2 separate regions of the Homo sapiens genome follow, and region 2 is linked to region 1. Evidence: read pairs that join two places in POLR2A ChIA-PET (ENCODE). Cell type or tissue: HepG2. All regions are shown on one strand. Each heading gives the region's core, and the rest is flanking DNA. Links, peaks and the distances in the headings are about the cores only.

Evidence for each region. ChIA-PET counts read pairs that join two places held together with the same protein. Peaks named below come from ENCODE experiments on the same cell type or tissue, not always from the same donor. Only the 100,000 strongest peaks of a DNase experiment are listed, where the experiment ranks them.
Region 2: POLR2A ChIA-PET joins it to region 1 with 13 read pairs; 4 of 35 experiments call an interaction of 5 or more read pairs at or near these places.

The regions. Positions count from the first base shown.
Region 1 is chr10:119,264,726-119,275,877 of GRCh38, forward strand. The region is part of intron 1 of GRK5 (G protein-coupled receptor kinase 5); the gene reads left to right. Among named protein-coding and RNA genes, the nearest start is that of GRK5-IT1, 62 kb to the left of the region's middle. RefSeq lists enhancers at 3,995-4,224, 4,355-4,604. In HepG2, for the core only: a CTCF peak has its summit at 6,930; DNase peaks (open chromatin) are centred at 6,426 and 6,896; H3K4me3 peaks cover 671 bases.
Region 2 is chr10:119,404,561-119,415,712 of GRCh38, forward strand. The region is part of intron 4 of GRK5 (G protein-coupled receptor kinase 5); the gene reads left to right. Among named protein-coding and RNA genes, the nearest start is that of MIR4681, 32 kb to the left of the region's middle. RefSeq lists an enhancer at 548-1,048. In HepG2, for the core only: no CTCF peak of the experiment used is centred there; DNase peaks (open chromatin) are centred at 3,711, 4,811, 5,541 and 9,111.

The DNA.
Region 1 (11,152 bases), core at 2,186-10,185:
GTGGGGTAGGACTATTCTTCAGCAGTGGGAGGGACCCTGGGTGGACTAAAACCACACTTACCCACTACATGCCCTGCCCACTCCCTTTTCCTCCTGGCCAGGGTGCCCTGAGTAGCCTTGGCATGACGTGCCTCACTGTCATCTGACCAATGAGAATCATTTGTTCAGAAAACTAAGGTCCATAGAGCAAGGCACAGACCTGTCCCTGGGAGCTCAGTGTCCTGTTGGGAAGGCCGACTCAGAGACAGCTTTCATTCTTTTGTGTTACTCCGTGCTGAGCTGGTTGGGGCTCACAGCGGCCTCTTTGGACAGGCAGCAGCCTTGCCTCATCTTAACCTGTATTGCCAGGAACCCAGCAGCCTTCCCACATGAATCAAGTTCATGTTTGTTATCTCAAAGTGCTCCCCACCAGCCTTTAATTTTGGGGGCCTGCTCAGGTGCTGGACTCTGTCCTCCTTGCTTTCTGTTCGTTAGTTTTTATCTTGTTAATTCCTTTCTGAGTCAGGTATTACCAGCCTCTTTTACAGATGGGGAAACTGAGGCTCAGGGTAGAGAAAGCCTTTGCTGAGGCCCCCCCGCAGGTGAGTGGCAGATCAAGGATGTTGACCTAAAGTTGGTGCTATGGGCCTAATGTTTTTGTGCCCACACAATTCATTTGTTGAAGCCCTAACCCCCAGTGTGAGGTGGGGCCTCTGGGAGGTGAGTCGGTTAAGATGAGGTCATGAGGATGGGGCCTCCATGATGGGATTAGTGCCTTTAGAAGAAGAAGAAGAGAGACCAGAGCTCGCTCTCTCTACCACATGAGGACGCAGTAAGAAGGTGGCCTGCACTGAGGAACCAAATGGGCCAGCACCTAGATATTGGACTTCCTAACTTTTAGACTCACGGGCAATGAATTCCTGCTGTTTCAGCCACCCAGTCTATGGCAGCCTGAGCTGATCAGTACAGTCGGAGTTCTCAACCTCCATTGGAGTGAGTGCCTGGGCTCCACTGTACTAAAAGCAAGTAGTCCTCCTCTGGAAGGGCGTATGCATATTTCCAGGCATTTTGGAGCCTCCAGGGAAACCCTGGGCCCTGCAGGTTCTTGTCCAGAACCACTGGCCACACGCCCTCTCAGCCGCACTCAATGCCAGGAGACCTCTATGGCTGCTCAGGAGTGGGTCCCTGCCTGGGGCTGAAGTCCGGGCCCTGGGATCTGCGTTGGGTCCTGCTGTCATGGACTGAGCTGCCTCGGTTCCCTCTTTGGGCCCCACTAACAGAGAGGTTCTCTGAGGACCCCCATCCCTTCAGCTGAACCTAAGGCTACCAGGAGACAGAGGGCATCTGTGGCCTCCCCCAGAAGGCTGTCCTGAGGTTGTGCCCATTGTCTTGGGGAGTTTACTGGAGGAAGCTGCAGGCCTGGACTGTGCAGTCTGATTTCTTTACCTATTTTAGGAACGATGCTGGCTGGATGGGCGCGAAGGCTCACACCTGTAATCGCAGCACTTTGGGAGGCCGAGGTGGGCAGATCACCTGAGGTCAGGAGTTCGAGACCAGCCTGGCCAACATGGTGAAACCCAGTATCTATAAAAACACAAGCATTAGCCAGGCATGATGGTGCTCATGCTTGTAATCCCAGCTACTCGGGAGGCTGAGACGGGAGAACGCTTGAACCCAGGAGGTGGAGGTTGCAGTGAGCAGTGAGCCGAGATGGCGCCGCTGCACTCCAGCCTGGGCAACAGAGCTAGACTCCGTCTCAAAAAAAAAAAGAAATGATGCTGGTTGTTATCAAGAAGAGCCCTTCCCAAACACCCAGCTACCTTCCAATGGGCTTTTCCTTCCCTTCATAACTTGGGTGTTTTCAAGGGTGAGGAAGTTTAAGTAGTGAAGCCGGTGGGGCTGGCCAAGGGAACCCGCTGTCTAATCCTGTGGCTGGAGGAGGAAGCGGGGAAGGTGGATTCTTCATGGAGTCAAGGAGGCTTTCACTGCTTTTTCTTATTGCTTCTGCTGATTTCCCACTAGGCTTGGATTTGGCCATTTGCTGGGGTTGGGTGGGTGGGGGGGAAGAGTTTTTTTTTTTTTTTTATGGAGACAGGGTCTTGCTCTGTTGCCCAGGCTGGAGTGCAGTGCTGTGATCACAGCCCACTGCAGCCTTGAACTCCTGGGCTCAAGTGATTCTTCTGCCTCAGCCTCCTGAGTAGCTAGCACTGCAGGCGTGTGCCACCATGCCCAGTTAATTAAAAAATTATTTTTGTAGGGCTGGGAGCGGTGACTCATGCCTGTAATCCCAGCACTTTGGGAGGCCGAGGTGCGCGGATCACCTGAGGTCGGGAGTTCTAACCAGCCTGACCAACATGGAGAAACCCCATCTCTACTAAAAATACAAAAATTAGCCAGGCATGGTGGCGGGCGCCTGTAATCTCAGCTACTCAGGATGCTGAGGAAGGAGAATTGCTTGAACCTGCGAGGCGGAGGTTGCAGCGAGCCGAGATCACACCATTGCACTCCAGCCTGGGCAACAAGAGCGAAACTCTGTCTCAAAAAAAAAAAATTCTTTTTGCAGTGACAGGGTCTGCCTGTGTTGCCCAGGCTGGTCTCAAACTCCCTGCTTTAAGCGATCTTCCCACCTTGGCCTCCCAAAGTGTGGGATTACAGGTGTGAGCCACCGTGCCTAGCTGTGTTTTGTTGTCTGGCGCTGCTTTAGATGACCCCTGCTGCTGTCAGATTGCCCGTCTGGGAGCTGGGGTCATACTTGTGGGGTCATAACAGGGCCTTGGGCAGCAGACTCCTCACCGTGGCCAGGCAAGGGATTCCCACCCTGGGTTGGGCAGCCCTCTCCACAGGATGGCAAGGGGCTGGAGGCTCAGCGGACGGGCCCTGTTTTAGGGATTGAGGACATGGCAGGTAGATAGGCAATAAAAGCACCGAACCAGCCTTAGGTTCTATAGCAAGGAGGTCCAGCACCGCTCGTGGACCCAAACTGTCCTCCAGGAAAGGCGGGAGGCAGCTTAGGTGACCTCTGCACGTGTTTTCAAAGCTGTGGTTTTGGTTGGGAGTTTCATGCTGGCTCAGCCACACAAACAATGACATGGAACAGGGAGGCGCTCCCATGTCAGAAGATGGGTCCTCTCCACCCCAGCTCCTCCACACTCCCCACCCCCCACAGCCCAGCCAGGTCCAAAACCCTACATGCTGCCTCATAGGAAATGGGGTCCCCTGAGGAGAAGGACAAAAGCAGACAATTCCTGAGGACAAGAGGAAGAGGAGGACGGAGTCTCCCTTGTTTGTGCTGATTCCCAGTGAGCATCCTCTCTGGAGCCCACTGGGGTTTGGGACTTGCAGGGTGTGTCACTAAATGGCAAGGAACAAGGTAGAGACGGCTGGCACTCACTGTCTCTGTTGTGGACACTGGCCTCACCCACAGCTCCATGCACACGCCTAGATGCAGAAATTTTCTGTATTGGTTGTTTATCCATCACCAACTTCTAAAGCAGCAGATGGGAAAATGGAATGAACAAAGTCAACTTTAGAACAAGCTTTGTGTTAAATTGAGTACACATAATTCGATTATTTTAAAAACAAAGCCCAAGCAGTGTTTTTCTGTTTTTTTGCATGCAGTGTTTTCCGGTGTAAAGAGAATTCACTGCCGGAGAAGCCCCAGCTTAGCTTCCTTCTGCCCCTGGGCAGCCCCGTTGGTTTCAGCAGATGGTCCTGATGTCTGAGGACCTGCCACAGTTTGCGCCAGTCCTTCCTTTTGCTACTTTTGTTGCCCAAGACGAGGTGTGATTTAGTGGTTAAATGCCAGAATGCTGGGCTGGCTGGATTTGAACCTTACCTCCTTTGAGATTCAATTAGGATGTGACCTCCGACAGCTTAATTTCCCTGAGCCTCTGTGTTTTCATCTGTAAAATGGGTACGATAATAGGGTTGTTGAGATTTGGCAGGTGATAAATGCTGACCAAGTGTTTGCTGTTGCAGTAGTTGTTATGGCAGTTGTCGTCACTGTCCCCAATGTCATCACTATCATTCTCGTCATCTCAGGACACTGAGGAAAGGCTGAGCTAGTAATGAATAGGGTTGGACTGGTGCTGCCTCTTTAGTGCCTAAGAAACGCTACCCTGGCCCTGTCTCCAGGCCTTGATCTCAAGGTGGGATTCATCCATCATCCACCACGGCCCAGGAGCCAGCTGTCCTCACTTCTGGGGTGACTTGTGAGTAGATAACAAAGGGGGTGCCCTCACCCTGCAGCGGAGTCCCCATGGGCCTTGGGGCCCAGAGGGAGATGGTATCTGTTTCCCATGGGCTTCCTGTCACAGGCAGATGACATCTGCTCTCTGCTCAGGGTAGATTTGGGGGCCTCTGCCACTGGCTGACTGGAACTCTCTTACCTCATTCTAGACTCTTCCAGGCAGCTTTCTGTTTGTTCTCTAACAGAAACATAGAAACAAACCAGCATCTTTTCTAAACAAAGAGGGACTTTTCACAGGAAGTTTGATGACCTGACGCGTTCCCCCTGCTTGTTGAAGCACGAGCCTCTTCTCTGACAGTTAGGGTGACTTGCTGGAGAACAAACAATAGACAATAGTTGTGGCCTACTTCCCGTGAGAAGCAAGAATGGTACAGGTGGATGTTGGGAGCCCCCAAACCCATGGAAGGGGTTTCCTGAGGACGTCCTATAGTCCCTGAACATGCAGCCGAGGGTTCCTGGGGTAGCAGCACCCGTGTGGTTAGCCCTGTAATGGGCTCACATTATGAGGCTTCCGTGGGTAGGCCCTGTTCAGAGAGCTTTGCGTGCTCTCATCCTGGGGAGTCAGGGTTAGGTTTAGGGTCAAGACTGATATAATGGCCAGGCACAGTGGTTCACGCCTGTAATCTTAGCACTTTGGGAGGCCAAAGCGGGTGGATCACCTGAGGTCAGGAGTTTGAGACCAGCCTGGCCAACATGGTAAAACCCTGTCTCTACTAAAAATACAAAAAAATTAGCCGGGCATGGTGGTGTGCTCCTGTAATCCCAGCTACTTGGGAGGCTGAGGCAGGAGAATTGCTTGAACCCAGAAGGCGGAGGTTGCAGTGAGCTGAGATCGCACCACTGCACTCCAGCCTGCAAGATGGAGTGAGACTCCATCTTAAAAAAAAAAAAAAAAAAAAAAAGTTGCTGAGTTGGCTCTCCAAGCCTCTTTCTCAGAGCCACCTTGGAGGGGGCCAGCCAGCTCCAAAGCCTGGGGTGTTGGCCTTTGGGAGGGAGGGGGCCTTGTGCCAGTCCCCCACACTTTGTCTGCTCCTCCAGCCTCCTTGGAGTACCTTGAATGTACCTTCCTATTGCTGTTCCCTCTGCCCAGAGTCCCGTGCTCTCCTCTCCACATTCCTTCACTGCTCATTGGCATTCAGGGTTGGGCATAAATATTACCTTCTTGGGGGCCTGTTATTTGCATCCTAACTAGCAGGGCTCCTTTGCAGCCCACTGCCAGCCCTGCCATTCTTCATCACAGTCCTCTGTTCATCTCTTTGCCACTTGTCACCAAAATGTGTAATTGTACCTTCATTGATGTCCAGTCAGCCTTCTGTATCTGCAACTTTCACATCTGTGGATACAACTGACCGCAGATTGAAAATACTCAGAAATAAAAGGATGCTTGGGTCTGTACTGAACATGTACAAACATTTTCCTTGTCATTATTCCCTAAACAATACGTTATAGCAACTGTATACACATAGCACTTACATTGTATTAGGTATTAGAAGTAATCTAGAGATGATGTAAAGTGTATAGGAGGATATGCATGGGCTTTATACAAATACTACACCATTTTATATCAGGGACTTGAGCATCCATGGACTTTGCCATCTGAGGGGGGCACCAGAACCAATCCCCTAAGAAACCAGGGGACAATTGTTCACCTCCATGACAGGCCCATAAGCTGCTCTGTGCAGGTGCAGGTCTGTCATGCGGCCCACAGCCCTCTCTGCAGAAGACCCTCAAATGCTGGGGGAATGCACAAATTAGCTGGGGGGCAGTCTCTAGGAGATTTTCAGCAGTTTCTCCTGAGAGGTGTGAAGCTGAGAGTTAAGTAGGGTTTTGTAGGTGTAACAATAGGCATTTTCCTTCCAGCAGCTCAAACTGCAGTGTGCTTGGCACGTTAGTGCAAAGGAAAAAAACTCACTTCATTCTTAAGAAAGCTCTGGAAATTTCATCTGTGTTTGAGTGAGTTGGCATGCTGGGCCCCTGGCGGAACACAAATGTGGAATTTGAACTCTACCCTACCTCAGAGAGCAAGGCTGAAGCGATAGGATGAAATGCATTTAAATGTCATGAGTGTTATTATTAGTCGTAATCTTATCTTTGTTAATAATAATAACAGGACCCGCCTAGAAGTGACTGAATAGCAGACCGGGCTTTCGTAAGTAAGCTCACACTGTCAGATAGCACCAGGACCTGGGGTGGCGCCGGCGCCGTTAGGGAGGGAGTGTTCACCGGAAACCTGCCCGGGCCACACGTGTACAGCCACATCCTCCACGCCCTTTGGGCGCTGGTCATTCAGAGAGGCCCTCTCAGACACGCCTGGCCTCTTTAGAGGCTCTCTCATCCCCTCGAGCTGCCAACACAATCAAGGGTCTGCAGGTTTGGGAACTCCAAGGCAGTTTCTCTTTACCAAGTTCTCTGCATAGCCTTTTGCCTTCTATTGTTTGCTGTCCCAGAGACTGGCTGAAACAATGTGTTTCCTACAGATTTTGTTTGCCTGCATTGACTTCTTTGTTTAGCTCTAGTAAACAGACATTTAGCATATACAGATCTGCACACTTGACAAAGAGGAATTTGGAGCCCTGGACGGGGTGGCTGCACTGAGTCACCAGCTCCTTGAACCTGAAGACCTTGGATGGTCCGGAGCTCGTAAATGACTCACCCCATCAGTGCTGGGCTGGTGTGTGCGGGGTTTTGTCGCCACCTTTGGCAATGGAAGAGGGGAACGTGGGGCCTTTGACTCGTCAGGGAAAAACAGGTGTGTGAGCACTAGGTTGGTGACGAGGTTTAGCAGCAGGTGGACTCTGGAGCGTGACTCTGGAGTTGCCAGTCCCAGCTCCAGCACTTTGATTAGCTGTGTGACGTTGGGGAAGTTGCTTGCCTAATATGTGTGTGTTTCCTCATCTGTGAAGACAGCACTAACCTCGTAGGTACTCGGGAGGCTGAAGGAGTTCATCTGTGGAAATCATTTGGCATGATGCCTACTCTTATTCCTTGTCTGTGGGGCCCTGTTTTGTGGGCTTGCCACAGTCTCATGACTCTGCTGGGAAGAGCCTTCCTGCGGGCCCCCTTGAGCTAGGAATAGAACCTGGATTTCTGGCCCTGTAGGCTGACGCGGCCCTCCTAGATGTAGTGGTGATGCCCCGTTCAGCAGAGATGGTTCCAAATGTTCTGAACTTCTGCCTTGTATGGGACCCTGTGCCGGCTGAATCGCATGGTAGCTCAGGGCATAGATGCTAAATGGGACGGTCCTGGGTTTGCACCCTGGCCTCTGCTCTCACCAGCTGTGTGAGCTTGGATGTGTTACTTGTTACTCAGAGCTTTTCTCATGTGTAAAGCTGAGTGCATGAGGCCGGGCGTGGTGGCTCACGCCTGTAATCCCAGCACTTTAGGAGGCTGAGGTGGGCGGATCACCTGAGGTCAGGAGTTCAAGACCAGACTGGCCAACATGGTGAAACCCTGTCTCTACAAAAATACAAAAATTAGCCAGGCATGATGGCGGGTGACTATAATCCCAGCTACTCAGGAGGCTGAGGTAGGAGAATCACCTAAACCTGGGAGGCGGAGGTTGCAGTGAGCCGAGATCATGCAGTTGCACTCCAGCCTGGATGACAGAGCAAGATTCTATCTCAAAAAAAAAAAAAAAAAAGAAAGAAAGAAAGAAACAAGAAACTGAGTGGATGAGATCTCTATTTCATGGGGTCGTTGCGAGCATTAAGTGTGCTAGTGTTTGTGAAGAGCTTGGGCGGGGCCTAGCACAGAGCCCTGCATAGTAGAGGTTTTGCCCTGACCCATGAGCTGAGCATTGGAAATACCACAGAATCTGGAGTGGGGAGCAGAGGAGGTGTCATGGTCCTTAAGGCCTGACCTGTCAGATATTCACAGTTGTCTGTGTCACTTGTTCTCGCATTGATAGACCTGGAGGGACAGGGAGGCCAGCCCGTTGTGGAGGGGACTCCGCAGGCTGAGGGTTGATTCTGGCTCTGAGCAGGCTTCAAGCAGAAGCTGGCTAGCCCCTTGGCAGGGAGGTGGCAGTCCCTCTCTGACGCCTTCCAAGTCCTCCCCAGTCCTTCTAGGATTCTTTTACGGAACCAAAGATAATAGTCCCCTTTGATACCACATACAAGCCAGTCGTATTCCATGCCTCGGAATATGAACAAAACCAGACCGGCGATGGCTTAAGCCTCATTGAGAGGCCCATTTGGATAGCAGGAGATTACATGGGGTCATGAGTAGACAGAATGTGGATTTCCAGAAGGTGCCTCGGCAGCTCCACTGTAGGCATAAAGCAGGTGATTTTGAGATGTGTCCACTGGCACCTGTTCTGAGGCTGGTGGTGTCGGGGGTTGTGGTCATCACAGGTTGCATTAAAAGGGGGCTTTGATGGGGTCTTTTCCAGATGGAGCTGCTTTGTGGGATTCTGCTGCCCTGCCTTGGGATAGCAGGTCAGCAGAGGGTGAGCTCAGGAGCTGCAGGCTACGTGTGACGTTTAAAACATATTCTACATAAACTCATCCATGATCTATTCATGGTGTAATGGATGTCTGGGGCAGGGTGCTAGCTTCAGACGCTCCAGCCCAGGCTTTCTCAAGCCCTCCCAAGGTGCTGAGACATTTGGCACCCTCAGGCCACAAGTGTGGATGGGCCGCGGCTTTGACCCACAGGGGAACTCATCTCCCCAAGCTTTGTCCCCATGGGTCACCTACTTTGCAACCCTAGTTTCGTGATTTGGTTAATGGTGTTTAAGTGGCTGAGCCATGTATCTGGGGTTTTTCAGTGCCGTCACTATTATTTCTTGTTGAGATTTTTGCACAGTCTCCTTCCCTCAATCCTATGTGTTCTTTTTTTTGATGGAGTCTCGCTCTGTCACCAAGGCTGGAGTGCAGTGGTGCAGTCTCAGCTCACTGCAACCTCCATCTCCTGGGTTCAAATGATTCTCCTGCCTCAGCCTCCCAAGTAGCTGGGACTACAGGCACATGCCACCACACCTGGCTAATTTTTGTATTTTTAGTAGAGACAGGGTTTCACCATGTTGGCCAGGCTGATCTCAAACTCTGGACTTCAGTGCTCGGATTATAGGCGTCAACTACCGCGCCTGGCCTATGTATTCTTTTAAACTTCAGCTCATTAGAGCTGGGTTTGTGTCATAAGTGAGAGAGCCCTGAGGTGCTTGGTTTGAAGCAAAGCTTGGTTAGCCATCAGCATCTGATTGGAGACTGGTCCCAACCCACCCATGCCGCTGAGGAGGGGACATGGGTGCTGGCCAGCACCGAGATTAGAACACTGACCCGGTGACATGGGAGACTGTGGTTTCCCTCATGGTACAGAAACATAAACCATACTTGTTTTTGAGATGTCTGACCCTGACAAGACTGGGAAATAGAGCTAGCGACTGATAAGTGTTCAGGGGTGGGGCTGCATGTGGGCATTGTAGGAAAAGCGCACTGGCGAGAGGCGTACAGAGGGATCCCAGGCGTTAGCTTCCATTCCCAGCTTCTGTAGGGCACTTACCTGTGCTTCCTTCAGAAGGTGACCAACCAGTGAACTCTGCATGTTACCTTGGCCTTGTATAGGGTGGCTGGGTCGTCAGAAACCTGGGAGGCTCTGGACAGTTGACTTTACTTGGCTGTTCTTTGGTGTTTGTTCCATTCAGTGATGCTGCTGTGCCTCTTGAGGTGCAGGTGCAGGCTGGGTATTTCTCCCTCTAGACTGTTGCCCACAGCTGGAGGCAAAGGGAGTCCATTCATTTTTGCCTGTTGAATGAAGTTAGAGTTTTCGGTTTCTCTGTCCCCTTAGCTGAGGGGCTTTCACATCCTTTAAGAGAGCTGGCGCCCTCTGGGTGGAACACTGATCGGGAAGTCAGCACCCAGGGGTTCCAGCCTTGGTTCCACCTCTCACTGGGTGGCCTGGGGCACTTGTGGCCTGTAAGTACCTATTGTTATGAGAGAGTTGCTGTGCAAACAAAGACCCTTTTAGTTTAAACCTTCTTGGAGACAGCAATTTTGCAAAGCAGTAAGAACCTGGGATTTGAATTATGGTTTAGCCACAAGCTAGCTTCCTAAGCACTCAGCTTCCTCACCTGTAAAATGAGCTCATGATAGACCCAGCCTCTCTGGGTTTGGGGAAGATTGAGAGCATGCAGGCCCAGGAGCATGGTTCCTGGCACATGGGCTCAGCTTCGTAGGTGGTGGCTCCTCTATTACTACCCTCATGAGTGTGATGGTTTTATTACCACCAGAGTGAAGTTCCTGACTGTGAGGTTTCAGACGGGATAAGCGCCTGGAGTAAAGTGTCAGGGCACATGGTTGATCAGTATCTTGGGTTTCTCCTCTCCAAGCAGTGACCTGGACTTGACCTACTAGAAATGGGATCAGGTCTCCAGAGAGAGGAACCACCTTGGCTCTTTGACCTCGGTCAGGCTTGGATACCGGGCCTCCAGGTGAAAGCCTCAGGTGCTGTTATCACTTCCTGAGACAGCCAGTCCTCTCACTTCTGTGTTTCCTTTATTACACTTTACTATGAAGGAGAATTGATACAGAGGAAGAAAAACATACAGTGAACCCTTTATTTCCTATGATAAATGATGATTTTTGGAACTGGGGTCCAGTCTGAATTCTCTAAGGCATGCTTGTGCGTGTGCACGCTCTCTCTCTCTCTCTCTCTCTCTCGCACACACACACACACACACACACACACACACACAGAGTAATGGTTTTAAAGTCATGACATACTGTGCTTTTGGCTGCTGCTGTTTCTGACTGATGACCCCAATGAGACTCCAAAAAATTAGATGGGTGCGTTTGGAAGGCATTCAGAAATTACTCATTGGAAGAAAAATGCAGCGTTTGGAGGAAGGGGAGGGCTGAGCATGTGTAAAAATGAGTGTTATGCGCTTAGTGTTCCGAATTCAACATCAGTGAGGAAAGGGAGGGC
Region 2 (11,152 bases), core at 2,117-10,116, 140 kb after region 1:
TTTTCATTTTGTCTTACCTGTCCTTGTAAGAAGGCCTCAGTTTTTGAAGGGAAAGGGTGTGTATGGAAACAAAGTAAAGAAATCCTAATGTACATTTAGCCCCATGACCCGGTCTTCCTTTGAAGAACGAGAGCCCCACTGCCTGTTGGAAAGATCAGGGCCAGGGGGCCAGGCCTGGTCCTTCATGGACATTCAGCCCCTTATCCCCTGGTTGACATGACAACATCCCAGGGGCTTTGAGCCCTTCCATTCCTAGGACTGCACGGGCCTCTTACAGACTTGCTCCTGGAACTTCCTGGCAGCTCCCCAAGATGGGTATTAGTGTACCCATTTTACAGATCAGGTAACTGAGATTTGGGAAGAGAAGAGGCTGGTCCAGAATGGGGAAGCGCCTGCGTGACCTGCTTTGGCAGTGTTACTTGTAGGACATTTTGCTGCGGCTCATTTTAATTGGGCCGGTGAGCAACAGTGCTGATCTCCATGGTTGCAGTGCCCCACCGCAATTACTAAGGTCTGGCAAGGGGGGTGCCAGTTTTGATGTGGCTTTGTTAGGGACTATCAGTGGATTCTAGGGGAAGCTCAAACCCAGTCCTGGTCCTGCTGAAAGGGCCTGCGTGGGTTCTTCCCGGACAAGGGGGTGGACAGGTGGGTTGGGGCAGGCTTCTGGGGAACTGGTATGGCGTCCTTCTGTGGGGTACTGGGAAGGCCGTTGTGCAGGCAGCTCTTAGAGCGCATTTCTTGCCAAAGGTCTGCAGGCAGGATATTGTTCTCTGGGCCCTCCATAGATGCAGGGCTGCCTCTTTGTTTCAATAAACAATGATAGGGTAAGACAGGGAAGTTGGTTCTTGTGAAGGGGGAAGTTACCCATCAGCCTGTTTCCACACAAACGAAATCTATTCGTAGTGCTTGTTGGGCTCTCTGGAAAACATCCACATTTTATAAAGTCAAGAGCTTGAATGAAAGGAAATAATAACGACTCCAAATTCCCTCCTCTGGCTCCCCACCCCCACCCAGGCACCAGCGTCAGGAAGCCGAACAAACCCACGCAGGCTGGGCCACGGCTCCTCGGCCTCTGGCACAGGCAGTCAGCTTCATCCTTGTCCCCAGGACCTCATGCAACCCCAGTCCTGCCACTTTCCAGCTCTGCATCCTTGGAGCCTCAGTTTCCCCAACTGAGTATGGGGCTGATAAAAATGGCGCCTACCTGTGCTTGTGGCCATCAGTCATTCTCTAGCACTTGCGTGGTTTTGGCCATGTTTGCAGACTACCCTTAACAGTTACCTATACAACGATTTTCTTTAAATCAACTTATCTTTTAACTTAAAATAGATGCGTTTTAAAAGGAAACCTTGTACCAGGAACATGCCTGGAGAACCAGTATTGATTTGTCATACATAAAGGTAACTGGAAAAATTAAGATTAAATCCAAGCTAGATACTCTATTGTCTGCCTGAGGTTCTGAGCCTGAAGGCTTTGTCCTTGTCATTTTAAAGGAGATTAGTGAATGTGAGAGCCCTGATGACAGGACGGTAGCACTGCCTGCGACTTTCTACTTCATGATGGAAGGCTTGCAGGAGATCCAAAGAGAATCACTTTTTCACCGAGTGATTCAATATTATCTAATTGTGTCCCTGTACTTCCTAAGACCTCTCATCATCTTTAGAAGATGCTGGGCTAACTCTCTGCTTCCTAGCTATGATGCGTTATGGAAATGGAAATGCTGGCTTGTTTTTGTTAGAGACAGCATGACCTAGGGCAAAGAGCACTGGACTGGGAGTCAGGCTCATTCCTGATCTCCCTTCCTGGGGTCCATGGCCCTGGTCCTGCTTAGAGTCTGCCTGATCATCCAACCAATTCATGATCTCCAGGGCAACCAAGGGTGTGAAATATGGGAAGCTTGGGCAAATGGCTCCCTTCCAAGTACCTGTCCCATTCTCCCTGGGGCTTGGGGTCCCAGACACTGGCCCTGGACCCGGCTCTTCATCTCTACTGAGATTGCCCGGCCCTCATTTCCCAGTCCCCGGAACAGGTCATCCTGTTGTCAATTAATCTAGTGAGCTCAGACTCCACCTTCACTTGAGCAGAGGGTCTGGCTGGGCAGCTGCCCCTGCTGGGCCATCTACCAGCATTTCCAGCTTCCTGTCACAGCCTTGCGTACAGGCTGGAGGGCGGAAGAGGATTGAAAAGAAAACTTGAGAAAGGGACTTCCAGGAGTTTTCTCAAGCAACAGTAGTGAGGGACAGGGGTTGGGCCTCTTCCACTTCCACTTCTGGGAGCAGCAGAGAGAGGAATTCACAAATCAAGCCACATGTGTGCTCATGAGCTGTCTTGGGACAGCTAGCATTTATTGAGCTACTACTGTAGCCTAGAACTTCATATTCCATGTTTTGCTAAGTCCTCATCACAGCCATATAAAATAACAAGAAGTGGAGGCTCACTCAGGATGGGCGCCCAGGGAAATCTCAGGGGCTGCCCAGTTCTGGGCCCCGCACGCAGTTTTATCTGCAGATTCCCAGCGTGCAAACAGATAAAAAGATCTGTGGTTGACAAAGCTGGGGGCTGGACTTCTCTTTTTCCTCCCTTCCGCTTCCCCTTCCCCTTCCCCAGGCTCTGACTTTGAGGAGAACATTTAGGGTTCTGTGGATCCCAGTTTAAGCACCATGGAGCTGAGCTAAACTCCTCATTTCCTAGATAAAGAAACTGAGGCCCCGAGAGGCCCAGCTTGGAAGAGGAGACTGGAATCTTCCTTGTGGGGCTTTCTATAACTCTGTGCTAGAAACAAGGAGAGGAGGCCTCAAAAGGGATGCTTACTGACTTGGTTTTCCTTCTCCCACTGGGGATGGCCGGCAGCTGGGTTTCAATTCCTCTGAGGTGCTTTTTCTTTAAGCCAGTAAGTGTCTAAATGCTGAGACATTCGTAATGTCTGTGCAAAGCAGAGAAGTTGGCTGTTGCCGGAAGTTCTACTAGTTAAGCACTAAGTCATTAACTCTCTGGGTTTTAGTGGAAGAGGTGAGAGAAAATAGCATTAATTTAGCACCTACTGTATGCGACATGCTTTATAGCTTTAGTGCATTCTATCTTCATGACTATCCTATGTAGTAGACACTATTGTCCTTGTTTTACCCAGGCAGTCAGAGTTCTTTAGCTCATAATGGTAAAACAGGGGAATTGAAAACAGGGAGGCTGGGCATGGTGGCTCATGCCTGTAATCTCAACACTTTGGGAGGCCAAGGCAGGAGGATTACTTGAGGCCAGGAGTTTGAGACCTACCTGGGCAACACAGCGAGACCCCCATCTCTACAAAGAAAAGAAAACTTGGGGGGCTGGGTGTGGTGGCTCACGCCTGTAATTCCAGCACTTTGGGAGGCCAAGGCGGGCAAATCAGCTGAGGTCGGGAGTTCAAGACCAGCCTGACCAACATGGAGAAACCCCATCTCTATTAAAAATACGAAATTAACCGGGCGTGGTGGTGGATGCCTGTATTCCCAGCTACTCGGGAGGGTGAAGCAGGAGAATCGCTCGAACCCAGGAGGCAGAGGTTGTGGTGAGCCCAGATTGCATCATTGCACTCCAGCCTAGGCAACAAGAGTGAAACTCCATCTCAAAAAAAAAAAAAAAAAAAAAAATTAATTAGGTGGGTATGGTGGCGCATGCCTGTAGTCCTTGCTACACAGGAAGCTGAGGTGGGAGAATCACCTGAGCTCTGGAGTTCAAGGCTGCAGTGTGAGCTATGATTGCACCACTGCTCTCTATCCTGGGTGACAGAGCAAAACCCTGTCTCAAAAAAAAAAAAAAAAAAAAAAGGCAGAAAACACAGATGCAAACAGATACTAGTGTGCAAATATTTATAGCAGCATTATCACAATGGCCAAAAAATGGCAACAACCAAAGTATCCATCAACGGATGAATGGATAAGCAAAAGTGGTCTATCACTACACTGCAGTGTTCAACCATATAAAGGAATGAAGCGCTAATACATGCCCCAATGTGGATGAACCTTGAAAACATTATGTGAACTGAAAGAAGCCAGACATAAAAGGCCACATATTGTGTGATTCCATTTCTATGAGGTATCTAGAATAGACAAATCCATAGAGGCAGAAAGTAAGTTAGCATCTACCAGGGGGCACGTGGGAGGGAGGGAGTAGGGAGTTGCTGCTTAACAGGTACAGAGTGTCTGTTGGGATGATAAATATTTTTGGAACAAGATAGAGGTGATGGTTGCCATGATGAACGTAATGAATGCCACTGAATTGTACACTTTAAAATGGTTGAAATGGTGAAGTTTATGCTATGTCTATTTTACCACAATGAAAGAAAAAGAGCAAGAAAAGAGTGGAATGTAAGCTGGCCTGTCCGATGCTGGAGCCTGTGATCTTTCTCTTCCTCTGCGTTGTCTTCTTGAAAGTTAACCAAAGACAAAAGTTCCCACTGAATCAGCTTCCCAGGTGTAGCAGGGGGCAAGCAGCAAGGCCGGGGAATGAGCAAGCCCCGGAGGCGGTGTCGGGCTGACGTCCAGAGGCTGTGCATGCCAGCGCCCTCCGGGGCCCAGCCCAGCTCCTGACCCCCAACCTGGGCCTCGGCTTCCACTCTGCGCTGTGTCCTTAGCATCTTCTCACGTCACAGTCTCCTGCGCGGCATATTTCATGACTGTGTAATTGTCCTTCAAATAGACACACCCCACCCCTCACCAACCTTTCCTGGAAAACAAATTGTCTTTGCCCACAGCCTGATTTCATCTTGGCGCCTCCTGACGCCCTTGAGGCTGATGTGCCTTGCTGGAGCTCCTCACAGTGGGCCAGGGCAGGCCCATCTAGGTCCTTTTTCCTTTCTCATGACCATCCAGGTCAGAAAATTGGAGGTTCCTTTGATGCTGGCAGAGCTGGCTCTGCCTCTGACCCTGTCCTTAATGTGTGTGCATAGTGTTTCCTGTCCAGAATGCCTCTCTTTTGGAGTGGCGGCAGACAGAAGACTCAGCCACAGGCTTCCTGAGGGCACCCCCAACTCTGTCCTGGGTGGCAGTGATCCTGGTCCCTGTGGCTTGGCAGGCCCTCCCCATCCGTGGACCTTGGGCAGAGAAGTGGCATCACGTGGCTGAGGTGAGGGGCAGGTTCTCTTGAATTTCCTGGCTCGTAGGAGATTCCTGCCCCCTGCCCCCCAACCCCTTTATTTTGCAGCCCGAAGGGATGAAGTCTTCACTGGAGAAAAATCCAACATGATTTCGGATTGAGGAGGGTGGTGGGTGTTCTGGAAGAAGGAAAGTTGGCGGGCCCTGCCCTCGCCTATCACGCACAAAGAATGAGGGACACTCCCCACCGTTTCCCCACCGTGAACATCCCCAGCACCTCAGGGCCTGGGCTCCATGTGTCAGTGACCTGCATGTGGTTGCATTGGCCTGAGCGGAGCTGGCTGCATGCAAACCACTGGCCAGGAAGAATCCCACTCCTGCTGCTGCTCCTGCAGCTGCGCCGGGTCCCGCGAGCCCCCGCGTGCGCGGCCTGTGTAAACAGTGCGTCATCTCCTGTTGCACACTTTGGGCCTGCGGGTCACGACCAGGGATTATCAAATTGACAGAGCTCAGCTGGCCTCTCACTCCACGTCCGGGCACATTGCATTTTGTTAATTATCGTCTTTTGCTTTTGACGTAAAGGGTCGGGGTCTGGGTCAGGGTCACTGTGTATTTTCCTTTCCTTCTCATTAAAGTTGCCCAGCTCTCAGGGCCCCCAGTTAAATTCTGCCAGCGTTTAAAGATATCTTCCCTCGCTTCCCGACCCCTAAGCGCACTTCTTCCTTATTTCTGTGAAGCCACTGGAATAGCAAAGGAAATGTGGGTCAGGGTCTTTCAAACCCAGTCCATTTTATTTTTCTTGAAGGGCTGCAGCTATTTCTGAAGGGCTGGGTTTTTCTACTTTGTTGGCCCAGAGAACATGACACGCTGGGTCTCAGGCTGACCAGGTCAGCAGGGCACTGTGAAGGGGCTGGAACCACCCCCGACGCTTTGCAGCCCCAAGGCAAGGCTTGCTCCCAGCACTTCCCAGCCACACGGCCCTCACTTGGTTGCTCATAGCCCTGAGCCTGCTGTCTGCCTGTGATCCTCAGTGCAACCCTACCATCTGAAAGGGGTCTAGAAAAGTGTCAGTTCTGCCATTAGGAAAAGTGAATTCATCCAGAGCTCTAGTCTTGGAAGAGTTCCTAGCGCACAAATGGCATGAGCTGGAGGATAGAAGGGTCCTCCCTATTGCCTGGCTAAACCCCCTTTACCCTTTGGGCCATGATCAAACCTCTCCACAGCCGTGGAGCCACCTGTGTCTAAAGAGGCCACCTCTGTGAGCGCTCTCTCCTAGGTGCTGAGGGGCTGTGACCTGCACTCTACAGCCTGCAGTCCTTGCTGACCTTGAACTCCTGCCATTGGCCAACAGAGTTGGTCTCTGGGGTCCTTAGGGTGGACCTCATGGCCTGGGCACAGAATGGGCACTCAGGGAACCCGTATGGCTGATGGACCCCAGCTGAAGAAGCTTTCCGACTGGTCACTGGAGCAGTGGCCCCACCTCCACCTCTGCTCACAAAGACAGCTCCCATGCCTTGAAGTCTCTTCCTGGCCTGGTGGAAAACCCAGCTACCCTCATGGTCACCACCAAAGAGGTACAAGAGATCCTCAGCCAAAGAATTAAGGAGGTTGCAAGAGTGGTGGTGTGTGTCTGCACCATGATGGAGTCACAGGCCTTTCGTGGATGCTGGTTACTTCTGAACACTGTGTCATGGTGTCACTCCCACTTTCTCCTCCGCCAGACACACAAGACTCCAGAGAGCCCAGAGACCCCTTAGACTCTAGGTCTTTGGACTGTTCACCAAGGAAAGATAAAAATGGCAGACTGGATGCCATCTTCCTAAAGGCATCATGGCCTCTGGAAGGGCCCTGGAGAGGCCCCTTTGAGAGTTGGAGACAAGGGAAGATCCAGAGTTTCTTTGAGGGGGGACTGAAGCTTAAATAACTTGCTGAGCATGCTTTTTAAGAAAAAGAATAGGAGGTTAGGTACAAAAGTGAATATTGAGAAGGAGAAAAGAAATCACAACAAATTACTGAGGGCTTGGAGATTCATATCCTTTTCATCTGTGACCTCAATTTCCCGGAAGTGCTTCTGTAGAAATGCTCTGTCTCCCAAGATAGAGCATTCTGTAGCTCCCAGGACTACAAATAAAGGACTACTCCGTCTCAATTAACAAACAAACAAACAAAACCCTAAAGCTTCGGCCTCCTCAGCTTCATTGCAGATCTGCTTCTTTTTTTTTTTTTTTTTTTTTTTTTTGAGATAGAGTCTTGCTCTGTCGCCCAGTCTGGGGTCCAGTGGTGCGATCTCGGCTCACAGCAACCTCCACCTCCTGGAGTCAAGCAATCCTCTCGCCTCAGCCTCCTGCATAGCTGGGACTATAGGCATACACCACCACGCCTGGCTAATTTTTGTATTTTTAGTAGAGACGGGGTTTCATCATGTTGGCCAGGCTGGTCTCGAACTCCTGACCTCAGGTGATCCACCTCCCTCGGCCTCCCAAAGTGCTGGGATTCCAGGCGTGAGCCACTGCGCCCGGCCTCAGATCCGCTTCTGATTGGAGGCTGTGCCCACCTTCATGGGAAACGGTGAGCATCACCTTCCTTTGAACTCAAAAGAGGCACAGTGAGAGCCTTCCAGCCTCGATCACAAGGACCTCTACCCACAGGCTGCCGGTCCGGTGTGTCTCTGCCTGGCAGGGCTGTGCCTGGCACGGTGCCCGGGCCGTGCAGTCCATCGCCTGGGCTGACCACGAGGACACCCCGGTGAAGAGCTGGGCGTGCTTGGGCCGAGGGCTGCTGGATGTTGGCATCAGGCCCAGGGTGGAGGGAGGGACAGGCCACGAGCCCGCACAGCTCGTGAGCGTGTGGCCGGACTGATTTATTTTTCTCCCCAGTGACCCCGAAAACCAAACCCTGCCTTCTTTCCTTTGGTCTGTTCTTGTCTGGGGCTTGTGGATCACGTCTCCTGCCTGGCCATGGACAGAGAAAGGAACCACTCCAGACGGACGTGAGGGTGTGTGGCAGTGGCTTTTCCACATGGCCCTGAAGGTTTTGATTAAAAAGGTGGAAGAATGGTGCTTTTTCTTCCTGTCAGCCAGGCCTTAAATCAACCCTCAAGTGAGGAAATGCTCTCTGCGCCTGCTGCTCAGCAAACCTTTTTCTCTGGTTGTGACCGTATGAGCATGTTTAATTGCAAGCCAGGGTTTAGGGTTGGAACAGCCCCCATTCGCCCCACCACCCTCTGCTTTCCCCACCCCAGACCCCGTCGCTGCAGCTGGGTGAGCAGGGCTGAGTGAGCTCAGGGAATCGGAGCTCGGCGAGACGAGGGGAGCTCTTGGCCGTGTGAAGAGCACTTGGAGGCCTCCTGCTCACCTGGCCTAAGCCCCTGATTTTACAGATGGTGAATTCGTCTGGATTCTTGGCAGCAAGTGGCAGATACTTTCCTCCCAGTTGCTCAAACAAAGAGGGAATTTACTGCAGAGATGAGGAGGAGGGCGTTCTCTCCTATGGTCAAATGAAACCATGAGACCGACACGGCGGTACCTAGGCTGGGAACCCCCGAACCAGGGCACTTCTCCCCCACCCAGCAACCCTATCCTACAGTTTCTTCCTGAGATGGCCACGGCCCCTCCATCTGGTTTTAATTAAGAAAATTCCTTAGCACTGTGATTGGCCCAGCATGTTACAAAGGCAGGAGGCAGAGCAGATGACCCCATAAAGGACCTTCTGGTGGACAGACCTGCTATTCTCTATCTCCTTCTTTCCTGCTGTGAACGTTCACACTCATGCACACAGGCGCGTGCACACACACACACACTTATCCAACAAGCATATTGAGCACCTACTATGTGCCAGGAACATCATCAGTTCATTCAGCAAAGCAGAGTGGAGAGATTGCAGGGTTTGGAACTGGGCAGGCCTGGATTTGCGTCTCAGGTCTGCTACTTGCTAAGCGTTCCGTCTGCGGGCATTTGCGGAACCCTCACAGCACACCTGGTGCCGTGCTGCATTCCATCCTGATAAGCAGGAATGAGACCACATTCCTCCTTTCACAGAGCTCTCTAGGGCTCTGTTTCCACATCTGTGACCCCGGAACAGTAAGCCCCCACCTCACAGTGTTGTTCTGGAGAGCAACAGGAGTAAAAATTTATGAGAAAACCCACATCAAGGCCCAGCACAACGCCTGCCTCTCTCAGGGGCCGTGACTGTTAGGCCGGCCCGTCCCTCAGGCGCCCACAGCAGCCTCCAGCCCTGGCTCCTGCTAAAGACCCGACTCCCACCCCTGCCCCCGCCCAGGCCAGGCTTCCCGTAGCTGACGCAGATCCCCTCGAGGAGGGTCAAGGGGCGGCCAGGGTATGGTTGTGGGAGTGCCCCTCCTCTGTTCCCGCCCCGGAGGAGAAATGAGGGTGGCCTCCCAAGAAATGACCTCCACCCCATGACAGCAGAACAGGGCAGCCCCCTTGTGTGGAAGGAAGGGGACCCCTGGGAGCCCCTTTCTTCCAGAGAGTCTCTCTCTCCTGCTCAGCCTTCCTGAAAGCTGAGCCTGTCCACGTTGGGAAATTGCAAATAGTTTACATGGGGAATGTCAGCTGCCCACATATGAAAATATACACATCATTAAGCCCTAAGTGCTTGCGTCTGGAGATAGAGTGGACAGTCTCCCGGGCCGACCTTTTGTCCACTGACGGAACCATGGCTAATGAGCGCGGAGCTCCTCAGTGGGATGTTTTCCTCTACTGAAGTGAAGCATATGTTGGACGTTAGCGTGTGTGTGTGTGTGAGAGAGAGAGACACATGACAGCACTATACAAACACCATTGGTCAAAACACACAGAGTCCACCGCACCTCCTTATCCAGCCCCCATGGGCCTCCAGGGAGGGCTTGTTCCTCAACACCACATCCTCCTGCACACTGTCTAGGAAGGAATGTGGCATCCTTGGAGTACATGCTGGTGCTCAGGGATAAGGTTCTCTGGCCAGATTCCCTAGGTTTGAATCCTGTCTTTGCTCCCAGGCCAACTATGTGCCCTTGAGCAAGTTACTTAACTTCTGAGCCTATTTCTGCGCCTGTGAAGTGAGGACAGTAAGAATAATAAAACCTATCTTAAGAAGATCAAACAAGGTTACTCCACATAAAGCTCCTAGGACCTGGCATATCATAAGTGGGTGCTCAAGAAAAGGCAATGATGGCCGGGTGTGGTGACGCATACCTGTAATCCCAGCACTTTGGGAGGCTGAGGCAGGTGGATCACTTGAGGCCAGGAGTTTGAGACCAGCCTGGCCAACATGGTGAAACACCGTCTCTACTAAAAATACAAAAATTAGTCAGGTGTTGTGGGGCGTGCCTGTAATCCCAGCTACTCAGAAGGCTGAGGCATGAGAATAACTTGAACCTGGGAGGTGGAGCTTGCAGTGAGCCAAGATTGTGCCACTGCACTCCAGCCTGGGTGACAGAGTGAGACTCTGTCTCAAAAAAAAAAAAAAAAAAAAAAGAAAAAGAAAAAAGAAATGGCAGTGATGGCAGTGATGATGAGAATGATCGTAGCAGCCTTCTCCAGGAGGTGAGGCTGGAAGAACGGTCCTGCCTGCTGGGAGGATCATCTTAGATGTGGTTATGTCAGAAGCAGGTCCTAAAGAACTGGGTGGGGTTTGGACATGCCATGAAGGGGTGGGAAGGAACGAAGGGACCAAGCAAAGGTCCAGTAGCCAGAAAGCTGGAGCTCGCCCAGGAAACAGCCAGTGTGGGGCCAGAGCACTGGAGAGCAGGGGAAGAAAAGGGGAAGCAGGTCGGGCAGGGTGTTGGGGGCCAGGTCTAAGAAGCCACTAGACTTGGTCCTATAGGCATTGGGGGCCGCTGATGCTGTGTGGTGCAGAAAAACTCCTTTGGGGACCATTGTGTCAAATGAAAGAGCAAAGAGTAGCAGAGACCTGTGAGGAGCCTCCTCAATAGTCCAAACAAGAGAAGAGAATTCTCCAAACCAGGGTAGTCAGCTGGGGATGGAGAGGAGGCAGTGGGTGGCAGAGACGCCACGGCTGAGATTGCTAGATGTGAGTGTTCCCAGCTGTGAAATGGGGGCCAGCTGGTTTTGACTGGGGCCAAG